Linked DNA regions of Mus musculus: region 1 is linked to region 2. Evidence: chromatin loops called from intact Hi-C (ENCODE). Cell type or tissue: left cerebral cortex. All regions are shown on one strand. Links, peaks and the distances in the headings refer to the core of each region. The heading gives the core; the rest is flanking DNA.

Evidence for each region. Peaks named below come from ENCODE experiments on the same cell type or tissue, not always from the same donor. Only the 100,000 strongest peaks of a DNase experiment are listed, where the experiment ranks them.
Region 1: a loop joins it to region 2, with 2.3 times the contacts of the local background. A loop is called at or near these places in 2 of 42 quality-filtered maps.

The regions. Positions count from the first base shown.
Region 1 is chr2:83,810,591-83,814,987 of GRCm38, reverse strand. It overlaps Fam171b (family with sequence similarity 171, member B), which reads right to left and starts at 2,376. Exons shown (of 8, transcript NM_175514.3): 1 at 2,011-2,376. The coding sequence starts at 2,239. In left cerebral cortex, for the core only: a CTCF peak has its summit at 2,343; DNase peaks (open chromatin) are centred at 793, 1,457, 2,374 and 3,603; H3K4me3 peaks cover 2,650 bases; H3K27ac peaks cover 2,575 bases.
Region 2 is chr2:83,881,945-83,886,341 of GRCm38, reverse strand. Fam171b (family with sequence similarity 171, member B) reads right to left here. Exons shown (of 8, transcript NM_175514.3): 8 at 2,808-4,397. Among named protein-coding and RNA genes, the nearest start is that of Zswim2, 57 kb to the left of the region's middle. In left cerebral cortex, for the core only: no CTCF peak of the experiment used is centred there; a DNase peak (open chromatin) is centred at 2,190.

The sequences.
Region 1 (4,397 bases), core at 94-4,093, 71 kb after region 2:
TGTGGGTAAGAAACAAAGGTTGGGGTAAGACCACCTCACTCTGGAGGTCACAATGAGTTCAAGGCGCATCTTAACTTCATCTGTGCCTGGGCTGCATCACTGGTTAACACACCATCCCAGTAACTGGCTGCACTCTACTCAGTTGTTCTCATTTGCCTCCGGGTGGGGGGTTAGAGTGTTTGAGAAAGACACAGCAGCCAAGCTGCTCTTCAGACCTTAGTGTAAACTGCTGGGCAGCACATCCTTTACCTCCATTAACCTAAATCAAACAGGAACTGATGGCTTCCGAAGTAATCATCCAAACATCCAAACATCCCTCCCAAATTACAGAAAAGACATAGTTTCACTTTCATCCTAAATACAAAAGTTTCACATTATTGCAGTTATTCATAATGCCCAGGAGAACTCATAATGCCGTGGTAACCAAACCCATTTCGCTCCTGTAAGACAAAATATATCAGAAACCATGAAACTCACCCACACTCTCCCAGACTCCCATTACACTGATCATGCAAGAAATCACTCTTGCTATGAAAACACAATCTCCAGCTTTAACATAAGCCTCATGCACTCCACGGCACTAACACTTCCGGGTACTAAAAACCCAGTAAGAACCAAAGAACTGCATACCTTTCCATTGTAACCACCTTTGAGTGCTATTAATCGGTTTAAGGGGGTAGGGGGGGTGTCAGAAATGCATGCCTTCCCCTGTGCACTTTGGTGATTTCATCCCATGCTCAAAGCACTCCAAGAAATTAAATCATCCCGGCTGTGTCATGAATCACAGCTGGCATGCCTCCGAACTGCTCTCCGATGATGAGCAAGCAAGATAATCTAAGACGCTGATTCCACTCTACAGAATTTCATTTTTAGCATCTTCTATAATGCTGCTAGGCAGATTTTAAAACAAAAATATCAGTGTTATAACACTCACTCATCTAGGGTTTGTGAAACCTCAGCCCACTACCCAGAAAATTGGTGGGGTTTTGTTGTTGTTGTTGTGTTTTGTTTTCATTTTTTAAAAAGCCCCCCCCTTTTTTCCCCCAAAGCCCAGACAGAATTTAAAATGTAAAAGGTAACTAAGTGGATTGTGGGCTGGGTAAAAGCTATTTAAACGGATAACCCAGCTCTTTGCTCTTCGGAGAGCTTTACCTGAGGGAGAGGGAAACAGAAAATAGAGGACTGTGATGGTCATATAAATTACACCCGTATCTCATCACCCTTTACCGAATGAGTCAAGAGATGGCTCATTTAAGTTCCACTACAAGGAGATTCCCCTCAGGGGGAGGGGCTGGTTATGCTACCCAAACACCACTCCAAGCTACCTGTCTCCCTCCCACATCCCTTCCTTCAACTACAAACTCCTGTTTCATTTTTTTTTCTTTCATCTTATTGTAGCAAATGCATTTTTTCCCTGTTTTTGCAAGCCGCCTTGGATCTTTCCTGGGGTAAGAAGAGAAATATAAAGAAATAGAGATCCCGCCCCCCCCCCCACTTCCCCGGTTCTAAATTTAAATACAGCAGGCAGGGAGAAACAGTGCAAACGCTGTGTGGGTGTACATGGCAAGACGGTTTGCTCAGTATCTAGGAGAGGATAGAGAAGAGAATGCTAAAGGGATTTGAGAGCGTGTGTGTGTGTGTGTGTGTGTGTGTATGTGTGTGTGTGTGTGTGTGTGTGTGTGTGTGTGTGTGTGTGTGTGTAGAAAGAAGAGGGAAAATAAGATTAGTGGAATAGTGGAAACAGGCACCCATCTTGACCATCCTTACCGTCCACCCCCACCCCACCCCCAGCCCCCGACCCTTCTGAAGCCCACTGCAGTGCTCTGCGGGAAAGATTTCCCACCCGAGCAAAGAGCTAAAGGCCGAACGGGCAACCTGGGAAGACGCGAAGGAATTGAGACCAGCAAAGATAGGCTAAGCGGAGACGAGAAAGGAGCTAAGAATCCCGGGAAGCCTGATGCGATCGCTGGCACAGAAGAAGTAAAGCAGGGCTGGGCTACCGAGACGTACCTGGAGCCACCAAAGTAGAGGATGCCCCAGGCACCTCCGGCCTCCCCTCCTCTGCCTCCTCCCGCTGCTTTTGCTCTTGCAGCTGCTGCTGCTGCTGCTGCTGGATGAGGCTGAGGTCGGAGCGACTGAGTTCGGCTCTAGCGGCCGCGGGGACCAGCCGCGCCTTCAGCAGCACAGCGGCCAGGCCGAGGAGCAGGGCGCAGGGGACGCGACGGCAGAGCCTCGCCATGGCGAAGAGCCAGGGAGCCACGGAGGCATATTGCGGGGCTGCGGGAGGCGGCGGGCGCCAGGGCTGCGGAACCCGGCCGCGCCCGCTCGCTCGCTCCCCCTCGCGCCGTCTGCGGTGCACAGCCTCGGCAGGAGGAGGAGGAGCGGGCCGGCAAGAGGATGGCGAGCCCGCTTTCGCATCCTCGCGCACGTGACCGCCGGGAGGGGCGAGCGGGGGCCTGGGCCCTGTGGCTACCCAGCAAGTGCTCTGCAAGGTGATGCTGGTGCCCAGGCGTTTAGCTAGGCGGAGATTAACAGGAAAGAGTTTCTGGCCCTTAATCTTTACCGAGGCAGCAGGAAAATGTAGAGTGGAATAAAATTCCTTCCACTAGACACCGAGGTAGAAAAAGGTGGCACATTAATTTCCTTCTAAAGCAATCAGACAACTGTGGTTCAAAAGCCAGGTTCCTTTAACGGAATAGTCTCTGCTGTCCCTTGGCCCACTTACAAGATAAACTGATATTCTCCAGGCTTTTTTTTTTTTTTTTTCTGCTTAAATGAGAATTTCTTTCTTCATCATAAATTATTCCTAATTACACCTTTTCTATTTGTAACCTATACTTTCCATGTGTTTGGAGGGTTTTTTAATTTGTTTTGTTTTTTAATGTCTTGCTAGATATGGTGGCTCACACCTTTAATTTTTAGCACTCAGGAGGTAGAGGCAGGCAAGTATTAGTAATTTGAGACCAACTTTGTTCTACATAGGGAGTTCTAGGACAGCCAGGGACTATAGAGAAAGACCCTGTCTCAAGACAAACAAACAATCAAACAAACAAATAAAAGTCTTATTTAACAAATAATAAACTAGGAGTTCTCTGTGCGTTTTAATCAGGAGCTTAGAATAAGTAAAATAGAATCCCTTCGTTCCAAATACTTACTGCCTGTTAGGGCAAGGCAATAAATATATAAGCAAAATATAGTCCACAGTGGTGGTTGCAACTGAAGAAGCAGTACAGGCATTTAGAGCTTACACAGAGTTGAAAGAAATTAAGTAAAGTCTGTGAAAGACACCGGGGAAGGTAGTCTGCACAAAATAAAAATTCACACAGAAATAGTAGATACCAAGTCGTCGAAAAACTGGAAGTGCGTTTGTGTGTGTGTGTGTGTGTGTGTGTGTGTGTGTGTGAGAGAGAGAGAGAGAGAGAGAGAGAGAGAGAGAGAGAGAGAGGCATAAAAGCATAATGTATTGGGAAAGTTTAAGCTGGGAAAGCAGTTACCAGAGGACTTATCCTTTTCTACAGTGAGTGCAGACTATTAAACTGTTTAAAAATAACTAGCAGACACTTGTGCTTACTGTGTGAGGCACTGTTCTGGCATCTCACAGATGGCAAATGCAGCAACCTTGGATGCTATATAAGCAAGCAGAAATCTACACTAAAGACCATTCTGGAGGTTGATTGGGAGAGAGATACCTACCAACCATGCTTTTAATTTTCTTTTTTGAGGGTCACTTTGCTATCAGCATGAAAGACAGATTGGAGAAGGGAAGGCAGGGAAGAGAGATGGACACATTTGAGACATTTGTGATAAAACAAAATCAAATAACAAAAAATGAGAAGTGACAAAATGCATGATCCTAAAAACAAGAGGAAAGACAGGGGAAATTGGTATTTAAGGTTGGAGTCAGCAGAGATAGATGGTTGATGGAAGTTGATGGTGACGAGGTAGGCTATGTCTGACTGGAGGTCTCAGTTGCCTGATTGAGATCTTAGGTGGCTTATGACATTATCAAGATCAGCTGTCGGAACTGATTAAAGGATAAAGCTACACTGAAGGGCCTCGGCTTTAACAAACTGGAGTGTTTTGTATTTGGAGTGCACGAGGGAAGTTCTACACATAATCTGTCTCATCTGGCTGCACGGCACTCTTCACCTTTTTAAAGCTGGCAGAACATTTGAGCTGCCTTTCTTCTCCCTGCCCTTCTCATTCTTAAGGTTGTCCCTCCCAGTGTTCCCATCTTTGTGGAGACAACAGGCTGGTTGCTCAGTGGTGGAGAAAGACTGTGGTCAAGAATATAAAAATGTTCCTATAAAATAAAATAACAGGGATTTACAAACATTCTCTCCCTGTGTTCTCAGAGCTGCTCTTGACAGTAGCTCTGAAGGTAGTGGTAGCACAGG
Region 2 (4,397 bases), core at 107-4,106:
CTTCTCTAAACACTTAGATATTTCCATTGAACAAAATCTATCATCATGTATTCATTAATCAATATTATTAAGTATATCACAAAGCTATTCTTGGAAACTAAGGGTGTTAAAGAGCAATTCCTATCCACAGGGATCCTATGGTCTTAGCAGACATATGTAAGGTTATCAGTGCAATGTAAGAACGTAGACCATCTCAGACTCCAGGACATACATAAGTAAAATAAAACCTTTCTTCTCTTTAGAAGTGATTGAGTATGTCTTGGAAGATGGGAGTCTTAGAAATTATCTAATTTACACTAAAATTGTTTTATTAAAATTAATTTTAATAGTACAAAATTCCACCTGGACTTCTAAAAGAAGACAGATAAGCAGATGACAAAGCTAAGTCTCAATAAGCAGAGGAACAATTTCAGTTCCACTCTAAATAATCTACAACTTGTTCCTTGACTGAAAAGGAAAATCGCAGACAGGAATATTTGGTGAGAAACAAGGGTTTCAGAAAATGAGTTTGTGTGTTAGTAATCATTAGCATAAATTCATTTCTAGAATCCTTTAAAAAATTAATTTATCATTTTTACCAGCAAGAAAGAAAGCAAAGTATCTAACCATGCAAGTGCCTGTTTTCCCTCTTCTCCCTTTGTGCTTATAGATATACGTGCTCCCTAGAAAAACAAAGTCCTGAGTGACAAACCTCATGTGCTCTGCCCCACAATCAGCAATCAAATCAATAGTATTTACTAAAGAGCTCAAAATATATTGTATAAATATATGAAATCTTTTAAAAATAGAAAAAATAGTTAATAAATAATTCATGAAATGAAAATATTTTTAAATTAGAAATAAACAAAAATGAAAAATGAGCAAAAAGAAAAATTATAAAAGTGTACATTCATAATTAAAATATTCTCTGTTTAGTGGATACAAATATTTCAGCAATTATTCAAGATAGAAAGTAAGGCTTCAAAATACCACTTAACACAAAATCCTAGTTAGTGGAGATAAACTTGAGCATAACTTTTTAACTACCACTTTTGTACAAGACAAAGATATATTTTCTGAGCTGAAAGATGGAAATATGTAGTAAAAATATTCTGAAACACTATTTCACCTTTCCTAGTAGCCAAAATTGTACTTTTCAGTGTTGTATTTTTGAAAGGTGTTTTAATGAAGGCATCAGAGTATAACAAGCTTAGAGACTCCTGGGGCTGTAATTATCCAGTTTGTTTTGGATCAGACTGTCTGTAGTTAGTCTAGTATTTTAATAAGGTCTACAAGGACTAGAAACAGTGAACAGATGAGTTATGAAACCCACTGTCAACCTGAACAAAAGAAGGAAAAGAGCCAACTCATAAAAAAGAGTAGGACACCCCTATAAAATTATAGATTATTATTTACAATACCACTAGTTTAGGTACAAAGACCAGGGAATGAGGGGCTCAGCTAAGGAAGGCTCTGCCCACATATAATTCATTATAAAAATAGAGATGCAAAGATGTCCGTTTGTTTCAACTAGCAAAGTGGAGATATATGTGATCTTTAAACATAGCTATTTCAGGAAGAAAATTTATTCCTCCTCCAAGAAATTATATTGAGTTTATATTAATGGTAGGTGATCTTACCAATACATTTTGCCTTTAGCATTTTAAGCTGTTATTGAGTTCCTGACTACTTTTCTGGCATTAAACTATAAAACTGTCATTAAGAATGTGAACCCAATAAAGATAAAAATACCGAGGAGATAATCTTCATTTTGATGGCAAATCCAAATCTCGTGCAGCTAAGCCGTTTCCTCAGCCCTTCCCTTGGTGTGAGAGCATCCTCCAGGAAGGTAGCTATCTTGTGTTGTATCCTGACAAAGGAATCTGTTATTAGATGCAGAGAAAAGATGCCAATTGTGGAGCCAAGATAAAGCAACAGCTGGCCTCGTTTCATATTTTCCAGTAGTTAGTTGAAGGGGAGGGCCCTGCTTATCTGTTCCAACTATTTAGTGTGTAAGTAGAATCACTTTCCATAACATTAAAATATCTCTCGTCTCCACCCAACTCTCTTTCTGCAGCTTTTTATGTTACCCAGCACCCTTCCTACACTTTCTGAGATCACAGTGTCTTGGTCAGCTCACACATCCCGTTGTTTTAACAGCTATACTTCCAATTATCACTTAGCCACATTCTTTCTTAGAATCCAGTAGTCTTCATTGCATTTAGGACCAAGGCGCTGGCACAGAGGCAGTCACAATCCTGCTTAAGCTTGCAGGGCTCCAGGTGGAAGGCTTCAGCATAGGCCGGTGGAGACAGAGAGTCTGCCAAGTGATTTCAGAGTCCAACACCCAGTAGTAGATCTAGGCGAAAGTATGACTGGTTACATAATGAGTAAGAAATATTGGAGTGTCTAAAAACATGGCAGCCAGGATAATTCTCAAAACTACTCTAAAGCTCCCAAACACCACCTGACTGAATCTAAACATTGTTCAACTGGCTAAGAGAGGACCTTGGAAATCTGAGTGTCACGGGCCTTAGAGTTATTACTTAGTGCTGGGCCAAAAGCCCAAAGGGCATTTTAGAAGTGGTATGAAGGCTTTATATCATTTTCCACCTAGAATTAAAAAGAAATTATAATTTTAAAATGGCCTGTGAAGGTAATGAATCCCATCCAATGGAAAACTAGTTGTCTATGCTCAGCTTCAACAGTAAAACTGGGAATTCTGCAGACACAGGAGGAAGGGGTTATCAGTCTCATTATAGACACGGGGCTAATGTCACTGTGGGGCATAATGAATAGAAAGTAATGAGGATTAAATATTTACTACATTGGGAAGGAACCCTTTGCCTTTTATTTGAAATTAAACACTACAAGCATACATTTAGATTAATTTTATTATCCTTAAAGAACTGTTTGTAACATTTTACAAATCTTCAGACTGTTCAAGAAATACAGTAACAGCAATAAATACACCAAAACATGAGATTTCTCTGATGAAAGAAGACAAAGGAAAATGAACAAGGAAACGCCTGGGAACAAGAGGGCACGACGTCAGCTCTGGATCTGAGGTCGAAACCAAGTAGACCTCTTTATGATGTCTGCACACAGCAGAGGGTAACTCAAGCCATAGAAATAAACATGGAGTTGTGAGCTTTACCTTTCTGGGAAGTTTCAAAGGGCAGTATTTGATATCCCCCCCCAAATGTCTAAAACACTCTAATGGGTAATAGTGGAGGATTCAAATCCACAGAAACTGGCCTGACAGTAACTGCCAAAACAAAGAAGAGCTTTAGTATCCCTCAGTGTTTGTGATCTTTGTGGCACACTGTGAATTATAAAAGGGCATGATCCCTATTCACCTGCAGAAAGTCATAAAAATGGGCTTTATAAAGTTTCAAGGTTGTATGTATTCAAAATCGCACATAGCTGTGCTGTATTTAGTAAACGACTTCATCGGTTAACTGATAGCTATGCCTTCAAGATATATCCAAACTAGGTACAAAGGATCCACAAATATCAACAATTTGTAACCAAAATTCTCTAGTTTACATATGCAAAAGTCTGCATTGGCTTTCAATTTAAAACTTTAAGAAAGTAGTGAGTAGTGTTGGTTCAATCACTTGGGTTAGGAAAAGGTAGATGGCTTTAGCTTTTTACCAGGAATTGTGAACAGCTCGCAAATGAGAAGTCACATTCCCCTGATTAGGAAAGATATACTGCCTAACATTCCCAACCAAAAACAGCATCGCAGTGGGTTTTTAAAAGTATTTTGTGAAATTAAAATTCTATAAAAGCCCTTAGGATACCTCATCTCATTTCCCTTAGACAAGAATGAGCGAAGTCACTGGCGTACTTGGGCCATACACACATACATTTCTATGTGCACTGCATTGCCCAGTTGAGACATGAAGCCTTTTTAAGGTGAGGATACATACACACTTAAAGTGTTGACCGGGTGCAGCATTTAACTATATCGTCCCTAACCTCATTCCAATAGAAACAGTTTATCAGTATCTTGTGAATTCGAGAAACAACACGCAAAAGAAAATGTTACATGCAAAAATTCCTTGTTCCAACGTGAAACACTAGGTCTGTACCTCTTAATAACTGCACATCTGTTTAATAACTGCACATCTGTTTAATTTGGCTAACAAAATGTACACGGAGGAAAGATGTTATTAATCCTCCTAACGCAAGTCTTAGTCAAAGGCACTTCCACAGAGCACTAACTCCTTAAACTTCTCCAAGTCGGTTTTTGTTCATGTCCATGCTGCTTAGGATTGAATTCTGTGTAGAACCAACATGAAAGCCTCCTCTAAAAGTGAGCTGTATCACTCTCCCCCCAGCAGTAAGTCTAAGTGTTACCCAAACATAGATGGAGAGGGGTAGTATACAAGAACCATAGCAAAGGTCTTTGC